Regions from separate parts of the Mus musculus genome. Here region 1 is linked to region 2. Evidence: chromatin loops called from intact Hi-C (ENCODE). Cell type or tissue: left cerebral cortex. All regions are shown on one strand. Links, peaks and the distances in the headings refer to the core of each region. The heading gives the core; the rest is flanking DNA.

The links. A loop is a pair of places that touch in the nucleus more often than their neighbours do. Peaks named below come from ENCODE experiments on the same cell type or tissue, not always from the same donor. Only the 100,000 strongest peaks of a DNase experiment are listed, where the experiment ranks them.
Region 1: it touches region 2 in a loop (9-fold over the local background); 13 of 42 quality-filtered maps call a loop at or near these places.

Annotation. Positions count from the first base shown.
Region 1 is chr19:4,007,071-4,017,710 of GRCm38, forward strand. Ndufv1 (NADH:ubiquinone oxidoreductase core subunit V1) reads right to left here and starts at 5,685. Exons shown (of 10, transcript NM_133666.3): 1 at 5,481-5,685; 2 at 4,276-4,358; 3 at 4,032-4,202; 4 at 2,756-2,939; 5 at 2,274-2,463; 6 at 1,524-1,736; 7 at 1,273-1,439; 8 at 978-1,059; 9 at 700-845; 10 at 429-595. The coding sequence starts at 5,552. The coding sequence ends at 509. In left cerebral cortex, for the core only: a CTCF peak has its summit at 5,864 (motif pointing left); a DNase peak (open chromatin) is centred at 5,751; H3K4me3 peaks cover 1,476 bases; H3K27ac peaks cover 578 bases.
Region 2 is chr19:3,943,686-3,954,080 of GRCm38, forward strand. It overlaps Unc93b1 (unc-93 homolog B1, TLR signaling regulator), which reads left to right. Exons shown (of 11, transcript NM_019449.2): 8 at 1-26; 9 at 338-611; 10 at 3,322-3,440; 11 at 4,943-5,655. The coding sequence ends at 5,257. Among named protein-coding and RNA genes, the nearest start is that of Aldh3b3, 9.9 kb to the right of the region's middle. In left cerebral cortex, for the core only: CTCF peaks have their summits at 3,207 and 7,406 (motif pointing right); a DNase peak (open chromatin) is centred at 3,214.

The DNA of each region.
Region 1 (10,640 bases), core at 1,094-9,093, 64 kb after region 2:
CAGGCCCCTACTCTCCGCCTCTCACCCCTTAGAGCAGTGATTCTCAACCGTCCTAGTACTGTGACCCTTTAATACAGTTCCTCATGTTATGGTGACACCCAACCATAAAGTTATTTCTCTTCATAACTGTAATTTTGCTACTCTTATGAAATCCTAATACAAATACAATACACGACCCACAGGTTGAGAACCATTGCCTTAGAGGCCATGATGGACCAAATTTAAGACTGGGGGTGTGGTTCAGTGGCAGCATGTTTACCTACCTTGTCCAAAGCCCTGGGATTGGTCCCCTAGTGCCACAAAAAGAGAAGTGGGCCAAGTCCACCCCTCACTGCCCTGGTCACATTCTGCTTCCCTTGCCCAGGGAAGGAACAGATCTCTACACGTAGGTGAGGTATGGAGGGCAGAAAAGCAAAGTTCCAGACAAGCTATGGTTGGAGAGTGGACAGCACTTGTTTATTGTCCAGTTTCCCAAAGGGATGAGAAATTGTCAGGCTAGGGTGTGGACTCACGAGGCTGCCTGCCAGGCCCGGTGCTGCTGGGCAAATCGTTGCATCCGATCCTCAAGCTCTGGCCTGAAATGTCGGATCAGACCCTGGGAAGGTGAGGGAGGCTCTGTAAGAACCAGAGTTGCAAATTTCCAAAGCTCTGGGCTGTCAATGCCCCCACCTTAGTGTGACACAGCAGGGCAGTGTGTACCTGTACTGGCCAGGCAGCCCCATCACCCAGAGCACAAATGGTGTGGCCTTCTATCTGCTTGCTGATCTCCCACAGGGAGTCAATCTCAGCTGGCCGGGCATCTCCCTTCACAAATCGGGCCATCACCTTGTTCATCCAGTCAACGCCTGTAGCAGAACAACAAGAGGGGCCTGAGGGCCTCCCACCATGAAGGGGACAACCCTGAAGGGATGCAGGCCTCATGGGGGAAGGTTAAGAACAGCTCAGCAACTACATCCCAATCTTCCCAGGAAGCTCACCCTCACGGCACGGGGTACACTGGCCACAGCTCTCATGCTTGTAGAACTCAATGAGACGAGCGATGGCTTTCACAATGTCTGTCTAGGAGACAAGGAACAGTGCACAGACATCTTAGCCTCCCTCCCACAACAACCCTGACTTGGGTCCAGTGCTCTGGCCCATGCTCTCCCACTGTACAGGGTTTTAGTCTGTAGGAATTGGGAGCCAAGAGCCAGGCAGGAGAATTTTCAGAGAGGCTCAGGGAGGGAACACACCCAGGCTGGGAGGAGGTTTATGGGGCATGAGGTCCATTACCGAGCGATCCATAACAATAACTGCAGCCGTGCCCAGGCCTGTCTGAGCCTGCACCAGTGCATCGAAGTCCATTAGCACGGTCTCACACACAGATTTGGGAATCAGTGGAGTAGATGAGCCACCAGGAATCACAGCAAGGAGGTTGTCCCAGCCACCTGTGACACCACCTGTGACAATTTGCAAAAGGATTGTCATGGCTCTCCCACCGTGCCCTCTCCCAAGCACAGCCCCTGAGTTGGCTCCAGGCTTACCAGCATGTTTCTCAATCAGCTCTTTCAGTGGCACAGACATCTCTTCCTCCACAGTGCAGGGGTGGTTGACATGGCCAGAGATGTTAAACAATTTGGTACCTGAATTGCGTTCTCGGCCAAAGCCAGCAAACCAGGTGCCCCCACGACGGCAAATGGTGGGGGACACAGCCACTGTCTCCACATTGGCCACAGTTGTGGGGCATCCAAACACTCCTTCAAGGAAAAACAAGAGACTGGTGGATTTCCAGGAAAGGAAACTTGCTTTGTTTTTGGACACTGGGTTTCTCTGCATAACCTGACTATCCTAGAACTCACTCTGTTGACTAGGATGGCCTTGAACTCGAGATTCACCCACCTCTGCTTTTCGAGTGCTGGGATTAAAGGCATGCACCACCTGCCCACTGGGAACATGACTCTTGTTAGTGGGATGTCCTGCTCTTGTCTCCTCATCGCTCCTGGCCCACACTGTACCCAACTCCAGGGCAGCATCTCCTATTCACCATCACACCTCTAGCTCCTGGGACAGGAAGAAAGTACACAGCCCAGAGGGGACATGGGTATCTGATGTTAACTGAAGGCTGTGGGTGGCACTGGCAGAGGCTATACTATTAACACCTTCCTCATCAACCTGTCCTCCTCTCCAAAGGGCACAGAAAAATACTGCAAGAACCACCCAGAAGGCACCTGGTCAGATCCAGGATCCCACAGAGCTGAGCCTTAGGGAAGAGGCAGGGCTGGGCAGAGTCTTACCCACATCTGCTGGAAAGGGCGGCTTCAGGCGTGGCTTTCCCTGCTTGCCTTCAATGGATTCAATAAGTGCCGTCTCTTCTCCACAGATGTAGGCCCCAGCCCCACGCACCACAAACACATCAAAATCATAGTCGGAGCCACAAGCATTCTTGCCAATCAGACCTGCTTCATAGGCCTCTCGGATAGCTACCTGTGGGACAAGGTCTAAGTTCCCCAGCCCTACTGTACCCCAAGAGTCAGCCTCCAATCCAGGGCCCATGGAACCCTTGAAGACTTCCTAAGTTGAACTTTGGAGCACAAAAAGGAAGAACTCTGGGCCCAGGTCATGTTGTTGATGGATGCAGGAATGCCACCCCCACCTCCCACCAACCCAATTGCTGGCCCCAAACTGGTACTACCATCTAAGAATGGTTGTGCCAGGAAAGACGACAGCATGTGAGGTGAGGTGTGCCTGCACCATCAGCCAGCGCTCATGTTCTCACCTGCAAATTGGAGGCCTCGTTGTAGAATTCCCCTCGGATGTAGATATAGGCGGCCCGGGCTCCCATGGCCCGGCCTCCCACAAGGCAGCCTTCCACCAGCTTGTGAGGGTCATGACGCATGATCTCTCGGTCCTTACAGGTGCCTGGCTCTCCCTCGTCAGCATTCACCACCAGATACTTGGGCCTGTGGGGTCCTGCACATCAGTCAGGCTACAGACCCACCAGGACCCAGTTCTCAAACTTCATTCCGTCTACACTCAGAGAAGCCTCAAGGCAGTTGATCTTCTGTGCCCTACCCAAGGCTCTCTTTGTGTCACACCGATGACAGGACTCTGCCTATTTCATCCGTGACCACGTATGTCCACAAGATAAGCCATGTTCTCCTGAGAGAACAAATCCAACATCTCTCCCTGGGCTTCCCTTGAGAGTCAATTCAGTTCTTGGTCGTAAGAGGTCTGCAACCTCTACCACAGCCTTGAGGCTAACAGGAGGTAGAGTGGTTGACTTTTTAAAAAATGAGCAGGTAGTGGTGGTACACACCTTTCACCCCAGCACCCAGGAGGCAGAGATGGGTGGATCTCTGAGTTCAAGGCCATCCTGGTCTACAGAGTGAGTTCCAGGACAGCCAGAGCTACACAGAGAAGTCCTATCTTGAAAACAATATTTCTGTTTATTACATTTATTTACTGGTGGTGGCAGCATGTGCCATAACACATGTGAAGTTCAGGGATCAACTTGTGGGAGTCAGCTCTCTCTCTCTCTCTTTCATGTGGGTTCTAGAAGTGACCTCTGGTCACCAGGCTTGAAGCCAGGCTCCCTTACCTGCTGAGCCATTATGCCAACCGAGTGGTTAACTTTATAATTTGCATTCTAGGTGTCTAGGTGTCTACTGAAGTTGCAGGTCAAAAACTGAACCAACATTATCTTTTTAACTTCTGCATATCATACTCAGACACACACCCATACACATACAAAAGAAAAAAGAAAAAGAAGAAGAAGAAAAAAAGAGGAATTCAAAAGGACCAGATTCTCCAAAGCTTGCTAAGTATTAAAAGGCAAAGGTGGAATTTGAATAATAAGGTCTGCCTAAATGAAAATCTTGTATGGATTGTAACATCTTAAGTCTCTGCTGAGGAAAGAGATAGCTCTTAAGTTAAGGATAGATATATCCTCTCTTACAGCCTGCTAAGTTTCCCAGCATCAGCCCCAAAACCCAGTGATCCAGCAGCCCCTCCTGTATCCTGCAACCAGAGCTTAGGATATTTCCCCAACAAACCTGCCATCTGAGGGCTTATTCATGAAGCTCCACTTGAGGCCAGTGGGGAAGCCAGCACCACCACGGCCCCGTAAACCTGATGTCTTCATCTCACCCAAGATCCAGTCAGGCCCCTTCAGCAGGATCTCCTTTGTCTTGTACCAGTCACCCCGTCTCAGGGCACCTTTCAGCCTGGACAGAGTAGGAAATGATGTGAAGGAGAAGTCCTGCTCTGGGACCCAGCAGGCCATGGGCACTGTCTCACCTCCAGTCATGGCGCCCATACAGGTTGGTAAAGATCCGGTCTTCATCCTTCAGTGAGCCAAATGAGGTTTTCTTGGGTGCTGTCTGGGGAGATAGAAGGTCAGGAGGTCCAGAGCTCAGGGACCATGAGGGATTGGGGCAGAATTTTCAGCTTCTTGGGCCTTCCTACATATGAGGAGCTGGGCCACAGCAGGGGTAGAGGCTTCAAAGTCTTTGAAACATTGTAGCTCCCGACCACCATTTATATCAGTCCTTCCTGTTTAGAAGTTACAGAGCTAAACACTCTCAACGTTTCATCCCAATTCATCCTTGTAACATTCCTGGGATAGGATATTTCCTCCATTTTCCAAAGGAGGGGGGGGGGGCTCTAAACAAAAGGAACTTAGGGAAGGCCACAAAGCTAAAAGCAGATGGTCCCCACGGAGCCATGTCACACTTCAGCGACAGCACCAGCATTGCTTCCCCAAGACCAGCATAGATTTGTCTGACTCTTCCACTAGAGCAAAACCTGGCTAGGAGGGGCTTGATCTCCCTAACTCTGCTGAAGAGGTAGTACGTGGTCACTGATGGAAGAGAAGTGCCTCATTGGGGCTGGGGAACAAAATGGATTTGGGGTCTGAGATAAAGGAGAGGTGTGGACTGGAATGGTTCACGACTTGGTAGAAAGTGACCTGACATCCACTCCTACCTCCTTAAAAGTACTTCTCCTCAGGTGTAGTGGTGGATGCCTGTGGTCTCAGGAGCACCCAGAGAGGCTGAGACAAGAGGACCAACACTAATTTGAATACAGCCTAGAACTATATAATGAGCCCCTATCTCATAAAAAAAAAAAAATTCACAAAAGCGTTTTCCGGTCACTACTGGAAGCAAAATACTGTCGGGGGGTTGAGGAGATACACATCTTTTTCAAAACTGTTTTCTGAACTTTGAAATGGGGCGAAGACCCTGATACCCGGTAGGGCTGCGAGGAAGAAATAACAGATTATCTAAGACGCCTCAACACCTGCAAACCCTCACCCCAAGACGGGGTTGTTAAAACAAGAGTAGCTGGACTGGACATCGTCAGCCTGGAGTTGGGACCGTTAGTTTTTATCCAGACCGGGTGGTAGCTCGGAGAGGAGAGGACTCTGCAGAGGGGACCACAATCCCGCTCGCCGCTCGCCACTCCTCCGCCATAGGCGTGGGCCTGAATCAGGGCGGGCTCACCGTGCCGCTGCTGAAACGCACAGATACCCGCACGGGAACCAACCCGCCGAGAAAATGCCGTGCCGCTAGCATCGCGGGAGCCAGACGGGTCACCTCCGGCTGTCACCTTCACAACTCCGAACCGCGGGACCGGCGCGACAGAAACACACGGGGTGGGGAGCGCACAGGAAGTGCGTCACACATCCGCAGCCAGTGGCGTGTCCAGGGACCTCCGTTCCTTTGAGCTCTGTCCTCGGCCTCGCCCACTAAAGGTGCGCGGGCACAGAGACCGGAAATTTACTCTCGTGCTAGGCCTTCTGGGAGATGTAGTCCAGCTTGCCCAGACTCTCCTTTCTCGGAGACTCTTCCTTTTCCTAGTAAACCAGGCTCACGTGTCGCCCTCTGCTGGATCCCAAGTATTCCACTTCCTACAGACTTTGCGTCTAGTTGACACCAGCTATATATGCACGAATGGAAGCTGGTGAGAAAATTAGTTGGACTACAGCGGAATCGTCCTGATCTGGTGTAATTACGCTGAACTAGCCGAGCCCTGCTGAACTAAGCGCTCCCCCTGAGCATCCGTGTGCCTTGGAGAAGTACTCATTAACAAAAGAACCGGTGAGGTCCCTCACCTCCCACAAAGCTGCCCCAGAACCTTTGCATAGGACTTCTCAGGGCTGTGTGTCTGTAAACCTTTTAGAGCAATGCAGAGACCAGGGATGGTCAGTGAGTGTCACAGGCTCCCGCCGATGCTAAAAGGCTACTCCCTCCCCTTATCAGGGACCCCTTGGGGCTCTAGTTACACACTGCAGCCGGACTCCTGTCTTCAGAACCCAGCTCTAGAACAAAAACGTTTTGCTTGTTTTTCTTTTAAGATAAGTTTCATTTAGCTCTGGCAGGCCTGGAAATCACTATATGGCGTAGGCTGGCTTTCAACTTGCTGTGAGCCTTTGACTTCCTAATGCTAGATTCAAAAACCAGCCCCAGATATAAGAGTTTAAGAGTTTTCTTCCTTCCTTCCTTCCTTCCTTCCTTCCTTCCTTCCTTCCTTCCTTCTTTCTTTCCTTCCTTCCTTCTGCTTTGTCAGACAGAGTCTTACTATTCCCCTAATATGCTTTAAATTGAGCCTACAAGCTCACTTGGATGTCTATCTTGGTAATGGGAGACCTCAGCATGCTGGACTTCTGCAGAATAAAGCATTCTTTGTGTTTACATAGTATTTGAGTCCAGGGTATCAGGGGTCAGAAGGAGGGCAGCAGCATCATTAGACTACTTCATGCTTATTATGGGCGTCAGTTCCTTGGGGCAAGCCTGATCTTTACTGTCAGGATATCTAATTATTTCCTTTTCTTCTTTCTTCTCCTCTTCTTCTTCTTGTTTCTTCTTTGTGCACAACTACTTAATAACCTCTTGGTGTCCTAGCATTTATATACCCTCTAAAAACTCCACAGAATTCCAAATGTCACATCATCACAGAAACTATCTACAGCTGGAAAAATCATGTCCTTGCTAGAACACAAGGCAAATCATAGTCAGCTGCTGTGGACAGTCTGAAGCAGCTCTATATCCTCACACTTAGGATCAAAACAAAAACACATTCTGATAATATTTCTGTGGTTTTTTTTTCAAAGAAACCAAAACTCCAAAATTGTCACTACAATGTCTGACTTAGAAGTGTAGTATGTAAGAGACAGATGAATACCTGTTTGCTCAATACTGCCCACAGTGTGTGCTGGTCAGAAGGGTTTTTTGTTGGTTTGTTTTTTAACTTGCCATAAATTAGTCATTTGAAAAGGGGGACCTTTGACTAAGGGATTATTTTCATTAAGTTGCTGGTAGGCAAGTCTGTGGGAGCATTTTTTTTTTTGATTAAGGATTGATGTGGGAAGGCCAAGCCCACTGTGGGTTAAGTCATTCCTGAGCAGATGGTCCTGTATTGTATTAAAAAAAAAAAAAAAAACCTGAACAAGCCATGGGCAAGCAAACCAGTAAGTAGTGTTCCTCCATGGCCTTGGGTTCATTTCTGCCCACAGGAACCTTGAGTTCTTGCCGTTACTTCCCTCAATGAGGGACTGTGACATGGAAATGTATGCCTTTCCTCCCCAAGGTGTTTGCTTGTTTTGGTCATGGTATTTATCACTGAAATAGACAGCAAACTGGGACAGTAGCCCTAGATGGCCTTAACTCCGTGGGGGTGAAAATGAGCGTCTGTAGGATTTCCTCCCTGACTGGGAGAACTGTACCCAAAACCATAGTTTCCTTCCCATAGTGCTTGGCACTCAGCAGGACCCACAGCACTACTGACAAGCCTGTGACAGTCACTGGGTCCATCAGTGCTCCCAGAAGGGGCACCAAGAGCATCCACATCCTGCCTGAAGTGTCACAGCCTGGCAGGGCAGTCCCAGCCCCCCTCTACTTGGTAGAGAAGAGATGCCTGGGCAGAGCTAGAGATTACATAGCTAATCCAGGGCTTAGACCTAAGTCTGTGGATCATTTGGGGGGGCAGGAGGAGGGGTAACAGTGTGGAGCCAGGGCATCCCAGACCTTCCCCCATCCCCCATCCTAAGTACTCAGATCAGAGGGAGAAGTGCCAGGGACAAGATGCAGGTCATGGAAGTGACAGAAATGGAGAGTGGAGGACAGGACCCACATTCATCTAGTGTCAAGCTCAGCACCAAGTGCTTGCCATGTGTTATTCCCTTAAGTCTTCCACATACATCAAATAGAAGTGATTGACCCCATTTTCAGAAGCAGACAGTGTGGCTCTGATGCCACTCGGGCCTCCCCAGCTGGGTACAGGTGCCAGTGCACTTGCTTACCACGCTGCTTGAGTAAAGGGAGTCTGAGGTGGAGGCAGGAGGATTGCTACGAATTCAAAACCATCCTTGCATATATAGTGATACACAGGGAGACCCTTTCTCAAGGAAAAAACGTTTTTTTTAAAGGAGGCAGCAGGAGATGCTCCTTAGCTTGCCTGGAATGCTCAAGGCCCTCCCGGCCTTTGACCTCAGTAAAGAGGTGAGTGTCACGGAAAGGCAGAGAGAGGACAAGGAGACACAGAGGTCAATTAGCTGGTTGTACAGGCTCACACTTGTAACTCCAACACCTGGCAGACTAAGGCAGGATTGCCTTGTGTTTGAAACTAAGTTAGGCTAGAAAGAAAAAAACATTTAAAGGTCCATTCTGGTGTCATTTCCTAAGCAGTTTCCTCTGGAGGGTCCAAGGCCTGGTGCTCCCTTCTTTCTCAGCCTGTTCCCTGCTGTGTCGTTATCTGACCGAGCCAGCTCAGTCAGTCAACAGGGTCTCAAGCAAGGGCGTGAGGATTGAAAAAGAAAAACAGACAACATTATCACATGACTCCAGCCCACACTGAGGCTGAAACAGCTTTGTTTCTTACCAGCCTGCTTTTATATCATTCCAGGTATATCTAAAACACATGGTGAGTTCTTAGATCAAAAAGTAATCAAGTAGCCGGGCGGTGGTGGAGAATGCCTTTAATCCCAGCACTCGGGAGGCAGAGGCAGGTGGATTTCTGAGTTCGAGGCCAGCCTGGTCTACAGAGTTCCAGGACAGCCAGGGCTACACAGAGAAACCCTGTCTCAGAAAACCAAAAAAAGAAAAAAGAAAAAAAAGAAATCAAGTGAAGTAGTAAACAAGGAGATCACACAAGGAAACAATTAAGTGGTAAGCGAAGAGATCACATAAGGTAAGCAAAGCAGTAAACAGAGCCCATGGTCACGGTTTCTAATATTATTATCTGAGCCTACTTCCTTGCCTAAGCCCAGTGACGAATGCCAAATTCCTAGACGTGGAACCAAAAGCTCTCAACAGTTATCTGTCTCTCTGACTTCTGTCTGGACACTGGGCAATATGAGGGGCACCTGTCATCTCACATCTTCACACCCACTGTCCCTTCCAGTGGACACTCCTTTTCCTACGTCCACAGGCCCTTCATCATAGCCATGGCTCTTTATCTGCCACCTGGAACCTTTCAGGTCCCCTCTAATTCATTCTCTATAAATGTGGAACCAGCAGACATTTATAAATCCCAGGTCTGTTTTCCACCCCCACCCCACACACACCCTTCCCACCAGCCAGAAATTCTTCACAGTTCCGGGGCTGGAGAGATGGCTCAGTGGTTAAGAGCACTGACTGCTCTTCTGAAGGTCCTGAGTTCAAATCCCAGCAACCACATGGTGGCTAACAACCACTAGTAATGAGATCTGATTCCCTTTTCTGGTTTGTCTGAAGACAGCTACAGTGTACTTATTTATAATAATAAACACATCTTTGGGCAGGGACTGAGTGAACAGGGCCAACTGGAGCAATTAGGGTTGACTGGAGCAAGCAGAGGTCCTAAATTCAATCAAAACCCAATAACCACATGAAGGCTCACAACCATCTGTACAACTACAGTGTACTCATATACATACAATAAATAAATAAATTTTAAAAAGTTCTTAGGTCCAGTAAGTATTCAAGGCTCTGTCTGCACAGCTGGCGCACACCAGGGATCTGCTGGGTTCTTTGGCCCTTTTCTTCCTATTCCTCTTCTTGAGGAGCCCTGTGGATGTCACCATTCCCAGGGACTTTCTTCACCCACCAGGACCAACTATGTAGAATAACTGTTGTCCTGGCCAAGTGGGATGAAGGAGTGCCTGCCTGGGACTTCTCTTTAGGAAATACTTATTTAATACTATAACCGGTTTCCTATTTCAAAAATTAAAAATACTACTTTTCTTTCATTGTAAGTATACAAAATACTACAGAGACTAGAGGTGTTGTATTCCAAGGTCTGGTTATACATGCCTTTCATCTCTGCACTCAAGAGGTGGAGGGTAGAAGCAGGAGGATTAGGAGTTCAAGGTCATCCTAGCCAACACAGCAAGTTAGTTGGAGGCTGGTCTGTGCTGTATGAGACCCTGTCTCAGGAAGGAAGGAAGGAAGGAAGAAGGAAGGAAGGAAGGGAAAGAAAAATCAAGAAATGGTAGCAGTGTGTTTTCACTGCCTGATTTAATCCCTTTGGTTTCTTTGCACTCTGTTTTCCCGATTATTAAAAAAAAAAAAAAAAAAAAAAAAGACACTTTACAATAGCACATGAGTTCAATGATCAAAAAAATTTACCATTTGACAGAAGAAACTAAACTACTTGCCCATCATTCTGGAGCCAAATGCTTTTAA
Region 2 (10,395 bases), core at 1-8,000:
TCTTTGCCTGCACTGGTTTTGCCCTGGTAAGAACAGACAAGATGTCTGGCTAAACTTGAATTTCAGATGCACAGCATATACATGTATAAATATGTATGAGTATATTCTGAATTATTCCCCTCCCTCTTTCTCTTCCCTCTCTCAGCCCCATTGTCTTTTACCATGAACAAGTCATTTTTCAACTTTTTGTAGTTAGAATGGAGATGCTTTCACCCTTTCTACCAGCCTTAGAGGGAGTTAATACCAGGAGACCCAGAGAGGACAGGTGTGAACTAAAACGGCATCTGGTGTGGGAAGGGCTTGGGACCAACCGGCCTCCTTGTGCTCTCCTCCTTAGGGCTACGGCGTGTGCTCCATGGGGCTGGAGCGACTGGCATACCTGCTCATAGCTTACAGCCTGGGTGCCTCAGCCTCCTCGGTTCTGGGGCTGCTGGGACTGTGGCTGCCTCGCTCTGTCCCGCTCGTGGCTGGGGCAGGACTGCACCTACTGCTCACCCTTAGCCTCTTTTTCTGGGCTCCTGCTCCTCGGGTCCTCCAGCACAGTTGGATCTTTTACTTCGTGGCTGCCCTCTGGGGTGTGGGCAGCGCCCTCAACAAGACCGGACTTAGCAGTGAGTACAGCCTTAGGAACTGGCACACCTGAGGTGGGGGAGAGGCAGGCTGTGGTCACCTCTAGGTGGCTCAGAACTGTTAGCATCCTATGGGTTCTGTGGACACAGTCGAGGCAGGTAGAGATTGCTTGGCATAGTCTGGGGTGAAAAGACTTCTGTGGACACTGTAGAGATGGTTGGAGAAGTCCCATGGATACTCTTGAAGGGTGTAGAAGTTCCATGCTGTAGCAGGTGGGCATCACACTGAGGGGTATACATGTGAAGTCTTGTGAGTACACGGGTGGGTGTGGGCTCAGTGAAGAGACCTGGGGAGAGTATATAGAAATACACACCAGCACTCAGGGATATGTTAGCATAATTTCTGAGCACGGGAAACAGATCCTGAGTTCCAGGCTCCAGGGAGGGAGAGGGTGCCAGGTGCTTGTCTGTCCTGCAGGGTGTAGGTGCAGAACTGGACTCTTTCTTTTCTGTTTCTATTTCTCAGGGTCTCACTATGTAGCCTCAGCTAGTCTGGCATTCACCATATAGATTCCAGATTGGCCTTGAACCCATAGAGATTCACATGTTTCTACCTCCCAAGTGCTAGAATCAAAGTCATATGCCACCACACTCAGCCTTTTTCCTTCTTCTTCAATTATATGTTTTGAGACAAAGCCTTACACTGTAGCCCAGGCTGGCCTGGACTCACCATGTAGCTCAGGCTGACTTTAAACAAGTTTGATTCTATCTTAGATCCCTGAGTGCTGGAATTACCCCAGCCCCCTATTCTCCTTTTTTCTTTTTAGTTAATTCTTTAAAAAGATTTGTTTATTTATTATATGTAAGCACACTGTAGCTGTCTTCAGACACACCAGAAGAGGGCATCAGATCTCATTATGGATGGTTGTGAGCCACCATATGGTTGCTGGGATTTGAACTCAGGACCTTTGGAAGAGTAGTCAGTGCTCTTAGCCACTGAGCCATCTCTCCAGCTTGTTTTTGTTTTTGAGACAGGGTTTCTGGGTAGCCTTGGCTGTCCTAGAACAAGCTCTGTAGACCAGGCTAGCCTCAAACTCAGATATCTGCCTGCCTCTTCCTCCCAAAACTTAAAAATTAATATTATTTATTTATTTATAATGCATATGTGTATGAATGTGGGAGTAAGATGTCATGGCATGAACGTGGAGTCCAGAGGATAGTTGGTGGAAGTCGATTTTCTCCGTCTACCACATATGTCCTGGGGATTGAACACAGAAAGGTTAGGCTTGGTGTCAGGTGCCTTTTACCCACTAAGCCATCTCATTTGCTCTTCTTTTTCTCTCTTTTTCTTTCTTTCTTTCTTTTCCCTTTTTTTGTTTTTTGGTTTTTTTGTTTTGTTTTGTTGTGTTTTGACATGGCCTTTGTATATATCCTTGTTTGGCCTAGAAATTGTTATGTAGACTAGGCTGGCCCCAAACTCACAGAGATCAGTCTGCTTGAGTCTCCCCCATTCTGGAACTAAGGTGTGCTTTCATACCTGGATGGATTTTTGTTTGTAACGAGGATCAAGGTACAGTCCAAACCCAGCTTGCCCAACCTCAGAATCCATGCTCAAACCTGGGCAGCTGGAGTGAGAGCCTGAGAAAAGAAGCTATGGTAGGCCAGGCTTCAGCTGCGTGGGGGCTCCCTGGGTATGTGTGAGATGGGTTTGTGTTGGTGACAGACAGCTGGCACACGTGAGTGCAGCCGTGTAGGTTGTCCTTACTGGCACTGATCCTCATGGTCTAATGCTGTTGACAGTTTCAAGTGTCCCCACCTCCCCAAGTCACATGATGGACGTGTTCATGCTCTGAGCTGGACCAAGCTTAGCAAGGTCAGCCAGGGCTGTGCAATCTTCATACTTGAGAGCTTTTAATCCATCAGACAACCCATATAAACTCTTTTCAAAGTTGGGCCAGCTTTGGAGATTTCAGTCGTTTTCCTGAAATCGCCCTTAATGTGACCTTTGAACCTTTACTTTTTCCAGTCCTGAGCTCCAGAGTCTCAGCTCCAGTTGCTGTTTCTCTACCACCTTGAGGTGAACCCTCAGGAAACCAGCTCCTCCCCCGCCGGCTCCGCCCCCAGGAAACCAGCCCCCGCCCCCAGGCTTGGCTTGTGAAAAGTTAGTTGCTGAAATGTATAGGAGTTAGGCTCTGGTTCTGCCTCCCAGCCCCATGCTCTCAGAAATAAGACTCAGACTCAAAATATATTTACAAATACCTTGGCCATATAGCTAGGCTCTACTCTGATCATAACTAAAATATCTATATATTTTAGATCATAAGTAAAATATCCCATTTATTATAACCTGCATTCTGCCATGGGGCTGGCCTGTGCTCAGGTGCTATGTGTCCTGTTGCTCACATCTTCCCAAGCTGATCTCCTGAGAGTGGCTCTATCCCAGAATTCTTTCTGCCTCTCAGATATCCCACCTTCTATTTCCTGCCTATTCCTTCTATTTTCTGAGCCCCTGGCAAGGTAGAGAAACAGCAGCTGAGTGCTTGGCACACTGGGTGATGGGTCAAAAGCAGACAGGATTCAGTGGAGGGTCCTTGCACCTCTGGGCTCATCTTGACAGTGTAGTAACAGAAGTCTCCAGTAGGGGCCAGGCGAGGATTGGTGCACAGCTCTTGCTGGTCTTCCTAGCTCAGTCTCAGGAACTGAGATGGAACTGGTACAGGGTTCCTTACCTGCTTTGTGCCTTTACCTGCAGCACTCCTGGGCATCCTATATGAAGACAAAGAGAGGCAGGACTTCATCTTCACCATCTATCACTGGTGGCAGGCCGTGGCCATCTTTGTTGTGTACCTGGGCTCCAGCTTGCCCATGAAGGTGAGGATGGGTGGAGTTTGGGTATCCATGCCTCACTGGGAAACAGACTTGGATTTCATAGCCTCCTAAATGCAGTACTTTCTAAAGGCCAAGCACTGAGCCAAGGACCCCTTAGTCCATGGGGTAAACCCAGTACCCCAGTGACTGTTTTACCTGCTAGCCTCGGTCCTGTGGGCACACTCGGCTGAGCTGTGGGTGGTTGGATCACCTGCTCACTAGCTTCTGGACTTCTGGACACCCAGGGCCTCCCATTTCAGCTCCTATAGGAATGAGCTCTTCTATGCTTTTACATTGTTTTGACGATATAGCTCTGGCTGTCCTGGAACTCTGTAGACCAGGTTGGCCTCAAACTCACAGAGATCCACTTGCCTCTGCCTCCCAAGTGCTGGGATTAAAGGCATGCACCATTATACTGGGCTTGTTTTGTTTTTAAACAAAATGGTATCCCTGGCTGGCCTGGAACTCCCTGTATAGACCTAGCAGGCTTGGAACTCACAGATTCCCCTGCCTCTGCCTCCTGAGTGCTGGGATTAAAGGTGATTTTGGTTTGTTACTGACTGTGCTGGAGGTGGGAGCCAGGGTCTTTCTTGCTACCTATCAGTGTACCTGAGGTTCCTAGCCTGTTCCTAACCCAAGCCTGTCATTTTAGCAGGTCCTTCTCACATGTTTTTGTTCCATTTTTCTGTATCATTGGGCCAGGATCTCAAGGTAGCCCAGACTGACCTCAGCCTTCTATGGGCTGAGATGACTGACAGGCCTGTACTGACAGGCCCAGCTTTGTGCAGCATTTTTTTTTTTAAGAAAGCAAAATGAATCGAAAAAGCAAGGAATCAGAGTACAAAGTACAAATACAAAACTATTTGTGTGTTTCTTTCTGGGCTGTGGGTTACAGTCAAACTGTCTGAAGAGAGGAGTAGGCGTGCTCAGAGGTGAGCACCTTCCTGGTACATGCATGGCTCACCCCAACACTGAAGACAAAAAGAAAAAACACTGGAAAGATTTACTGTGCCCTCCCTGTAGTGGATTTGAATATCAATATATCTGTATCTATATCGGTATCTGTATCTGTATCTATAGCTACATTTTATCCCCCACACATAGTCTCAAAATGTAGCCCCAGCCTGCCTTGACCTCTTAGACCCCCTGCTCCCACTTCTCAAGCCATGGGATTAAGAGGCTGGTGCCTCTATGCACACCTGCCTGTGTGCTACTGTGTTTAGGGCAATGGACTAGTTTAACTGTGGTTCAGGGAAGTCAGGCCTACTTTTAGACTTTCTCAGACCTTCATGTTTTCTCTGAGACAAAGGGATTAGCCCCTTTTAGGTTGTGAAATTGAGCCCTGCTGAGATATGGTGACTTTAAAGTCTGTGTGGGGTTTGAGCCTTGTACTCAGAGACTGCCTTGGAAATCCTGGGTGAGGGGGCAGGGAAGGGAAGAGCCAGGAGGTGGGGGAGAAGGAAGACCTAAAGGAGTGTGGTGTCTCTCCTTTTCCTTGCTCCCAGGCCAAGCTGGCAGTGTTGCTGGTGACCCTGGTAGCAGCAGCAGCCTCATACCTGTGGATGGAGCAGAAGTTGCAGCAAGGATTGGTCCCGCGGCAGCCGCGCATTCCGAAGCCACAGCACAAAGTCCGCGGCTACCGCTACCTGGAGGAGGACAACTCGGATGAGAGTGACATGGAGGGCGAGCAGGGTCAGGGGGACTGCGCAGAGGACGAAGCACCACAGGCAGGGCCCCTGGGTGCAGAGCCAGCTGGCCCCTGCCGCAAGCCCTGTCCCTATGAACAGGCTCTGGGTGGCGATGGGCCTGAGGAGCAGTGAGAGAACCAGGGTGGCCAGCCTGGCCCTTAGACTCAGCTTTCTGCCTTCCAGCCTCAGTTTACTGTATCTCAGGTTGAGGGTCCCCCCCCCCCCCGAATCATGCTCCACCTGCTAGAAGGGCCTTCTTCCTCTTCCCAGAGCCTGGGGTCACCTGGAACTTCCTCCAAGGAGATAAGGGTCACTCTCCGAAACCCCTATTCCTGTTTACAGAATATGCCTCTGCCTAAATCAGCGAGATTCCCTTCCGGCCTGCCTCGGCTCAGGTCACCCTCTGCCCCTGTGTTACAACTAGAGCTTTGCACATTTCTTGCCCACAGGTTCCCTAACCTCAGAGCAGGGGGCTTTTATTTTTATTTTTTAATGGAAAATAATCAATAAAGACTTTTGTATTTTCTGGAGAGGGTGTAGGTTGTGTTCTGGTCGACCCCATGGGGGTTTTTCCCCACAGAACAAAATCTTTAGCTTGTTGTGGGGAGGGTTCAGTTACGCCGTGGAGAATATGTCCCTTATAAGCCTCGCCAAGACCTATGTCTTTTCCTGGAAGTACAGCTTATTGGCTGCACCTATTCACCCAGGAGCGAGGGTTACAGAAATGGTTTGCAGAGACCTCTGCAGAGGAGTACCGTCTCTCCTGAGCCTAGAGAATAGGACAGATGCTAGAGGCCACTCTCCCTCCAGGTAGCCAGTGATGGCCCACCCATCATCCCCAACCCGTACGTACCCCAGAACACAAGCATGGCCTTTTCCCTCTTGAAGTGTATCTTCCCAGCTCAGGGGCTGCCTTATTTATGGACCCTGGATAAACTTGGTCACTGCTCTTTTCTTTGACAACCTCAGAGGCAAAGAAGAGGCCAGACCCCTGTGGCCCTGTCCAAGGCCCCTCTTCACCCCCACCACTCACTCCATCAGAGACTGACACCCATTGTGAAGAGCCCTGAGTGGCTGGGGGAGGACAAAAGAGCCATGGCAGAGTCATGGGGACCCCAGCTGGGTTCTGGCAGGTTCTCTGCTAGGACCAAGACTTTTCCTATCCTTGAAGACCCTTGAGCCCTGGCCATACATACCCCTATCGCTATCTTACTGCTCCACACTAAGCTATCAGGGTCCTCCTGCTGTTCCCCAGGTTTCTGGCTCTCCTCCCCTCTAGCCTCTCTAGCCTCCAGCCATCCCTAGAGCTGGACTCTGTGACCTCGTTAGGGCTCCCCCATTGGAGCCCTAGGTTGCTTCTCTGTGGAATGTATCTGCATAGGAGAATTGTTAGACCCTCAGATCCAAGGCCCACAGGCTGGAGGGTACTCTCAGGGACAGCAGGAGATTGTCCATTTTCTAAGATTTGGGGGAAAGCGGTCTGCCTGAGCACACTGGGCAAGCTGAGCAGAAATGATCACACTGTGTGGCAGGCAAGTTTGGCCACAAGCCTGTGCTCTGTCTGTGAATTCAGTCTGGGTGTGGCTTCAGTGCTCGGGAGACTGAGGCATGAGGATTGCTGAGGGTTTGAGGCCAGTCTGGGTGGCATTCTGAGCTCAAAGCCTCAGTTACTCATTTACAAAACAAGTTTGAAACTGACTTGGACTCCACTACAAAACCCTGTCTCAAACCAACCAACCAAACAACTAAACAAACACTACGCCCCAAACAAGCAGAGTCATCAGAATCCCTCCATGGAGTCAGGTGTGGTGACATCCTGGTGGCAGTTGGAAGTGAGACCTGGAGAGGGAGCACACAGTCACTGACACACCAACCTAACTCCCAGGGCTCTGATGGCGCCACCTTAGAATCACAGGATTTGTGAGGTTGAGGCAAGAGGATTGTTGAGTGCAGTTTTAAAGTCAGTCTGTGCTATCTGGTGAGACTGTCTCAGAAAAGGAAGGAAGGAGGGAAGGAAGGAAGGAAGGAAGGAAGAAAAGAAATAATAGAAATAGAACTAGAACTAGGGAAGGAGGGAGATCTGCTCAGATCAGGCCAGTGACATTAACTGGCAAAGCCAGAGGAAATATTCATGATTTTTGTGCTATTTTTAATATATATTAAGATTTTATTTTTAAGTATGTGTATATCTGTGTGGGGTTATGTGCATGTGAGGGCAGTGCCCGTTGAGACCAGAAGAGGGCGTTAGAACTCCTGAGAGCTGGGGTTAATAGGTAATTGTGAGCTACTTGATGTGGGTGCTGGGAACTGAATTCAAGTCCTCTTAAAAGAACAGGAAATGCTTTTAACAATGGAGCCATCTTTCCTTCCCCCATCCCTATTCTTTATATTTTAAACACTTAAATATTGCAGAAAGCATAAAAGAAAATGAAGGTTTTGTGTGTTTCAAATCTTGGGTTCTTCATAATATAAAATTTGGCTTGGATGGGGTCAGAATACTTTTTCTGTGGGTCCAGGATTGTAAAGTTCACTGCTAGTTTCCCATGCTTTGATACGTGTGTCTGTCCCTTCTGGTCTCATGGAGCCTGACTGTGTCCTCAGATGCCCCAACACAGGCCTGAGATGCTGCTCAGCAAGATGACATGGGGAACTAGATATTATGGGGCACAGCTTTTATCCCAGCACTAAGGAGAGATAAGCAAGAAGATCTCTGTAAGCTTGGAGCCAGCCTGGTCTTCTACATAGTGAGTTTCAGGACAGCCAGGGCTAACTAGACTCTGACTCAGGACAACAAAGATGACATGTGGCTGCTACCACACAGTGTTGTCATGGGAGAAGGTGGCTCCTCCTCTTCCTCCTCCTCTCTCCTCCTCCCCTCCTTCCCCTCCCCTCCTTCTCTTCCCCCACCTCTTTCTCCCTTCCTCTTCCTCCTCTTCCTCTTCTTGACCCAGGGTTTCTCTATGTATCTATGCCTGTTCAATATGTAGAACCAGGTTGGCCTCAAATTCACAGATATCTAGCTTCAGCCTCTGCTTCCCAGGCTGGGAGTTAAGGCATATTCCATTATGCCTGGCCAAGGTGATAGATAGCTTCTTATGCCACAGCTATGGTTACCATCTGCTTGGGAACCTCAGACTCTCAGCCTCTATCTTACTTCACAAGGCTCCACTTCTCAGCTGCATGTTGTTGGGTTTCTGGGCTAGAGACAATGGCACAGGCCTTGGCCTCTCACTGTGAATGATGCTTCGGAGCTTTTAGAAGAACCTCTCCTGACGTCATAAGGACTCAGCACCCTTAGGAGAGTGGAGCCTTGTTTTCTTTTCTCTCAACACTCTATGGATGATGTATCAGTCTCTGCTCTGTTGTTATGATAAAATATCCTGATAAAGGCCACGTGAGAGAGGAAGAGTTTATTTTGGCTTACAGTTCCTGAGGGATGGGCAGACATAGCAACAGGCAAGGAGAGCTGGTGTGGAGGGTGAGGCATAAGCAGGAAGTGTTGATTACATTGCATTTACTCTCAGGAAGCTGAGTGAACAGTGGGGCTGGGGACAGGCTATAACCCTCACAGTCTGTCCCCAAGTGCAGAGCCACCAACTGGAGGCTACACTGTGATATAAACACAGATGAACATGTTTATGTCATTCTTTTTTTTAAATTATTTTTTATTTGGGGCTGGAGAGATGGTTCAGTGGTTAAGAGCACTGGCCGTTCTTCTAGAGGTCCTGAGTTCAATTCCCAGCAACTACATGGTGGCTCACAATCATCCATAGTGAGATCTGATGCCCTCTTTTGGCTGGCAGGTATATGTGCAGGTAGAGCACTCATATAATAAAATAAATAATTTTTTAACAATTATTTTTATTTTATGTACATTGGTGTTGTGGCTGCATGTATGTCTGTGTGAGGGTGTCAGATCCCCTGAAACTGGAGCTACAGAGACTTGTGAGCTGGCATGTGGGTGCTGGAAATTGAACCCAGGTCCTCTGGAAGAGCAGCCAGTGCTCTTAACTCCTGAGACATCTCTCCAGTCCCATGTTTAAGTCTTTCAATAAGGTTGTAATTGATTGAATAGCAATAAATTCACACAGTTCAGCAGTTTCAATGATGGCAACTTCTAGATAATCTGCCTACCTTGGCAGCCTGACCATGTTCTTTTATTACTAATATTAATTCATATCACACAGCACACAATAACTATATCTACATATGTGTATACAATGAATTTATGAATTAATAAAAGTTCAAGAGGGCATAGCAGCATTTGGAAATGGGCTGGAAGGAATGCAAATGAATGTATTCATAAAATGAGAGAAAGCTGGATGCGGTGACACACAACTTTAACCCAGTACTCAGAGGCAGAAACAGGATGATCTCTGTGATCTTGAAGCCAGTCTGCTCTACCTAGTGTCTTAGTTTAGGGTTACTATTGCTTGGAGGCAAGGGCATATTTGGCCTACACTTCTATATCACTGTTCATCGTCACATGAAATCAAGATAGGCATTCAAACAGGGCAGGGACCTGGAGGCAGGAGCTGATGCAGAGGCCATGGAGGGATGCTGCTTACTGGCTTGCTCATCATAGCTTGTTCAGCCTGCTTTCTTTCTTTTTCAAGTTTTTTTTTTTAAGATTTATTTATTTTTTTTTTATTATATGTAAGTACACTGTAGCTGTCTTCAGACACTCCAGAAGAGGGAGTCAGATCTCATTACGGATGGTTGTGAGCCACCATGTGGTTGCTGGGATTTGAACTTCGGACCTTCGGAAGAGCAGTCAGGTGCTCTTACCCACTGAGCCATCTCACCAGCCCTTTCTTTCTTTTTTTAAAGAGTTGTTTAATTTATGTATGAGTACACTGTCACTGTCTTCAGACACACCATAAGAGGGCATCGGATCCATTATAGATAGTTGTGAGCCACCATGTGGTACCAGGAAATTGAACTTGTGACCTCTAGAAGAGCAGTCAGTGCTTGTAACCGCTGAGCCCTCTCTCTAGCCCTTGTCTTTGTCTTGTCTATGTGGTTTCATGTAGCTTTGGTTCATATGGAATTCGCTAGAACTCATAGTAGTCCTCTTGCCTCTGCCTCTCTACAGCTGGGATACAAGCATGGCAGGTGGATCTCCATGAGTTCAAGGCCAGCATGGACTCCAGAGCGAGTTCTAGGACAACCAGGGCTATACAGAGAAATTAAAAACAGTCTTGAAAAACAACAAACAAACAAACAAACAAACAAACAAACAGTGACAGAGGGCCCCTCTCTGGGGATTC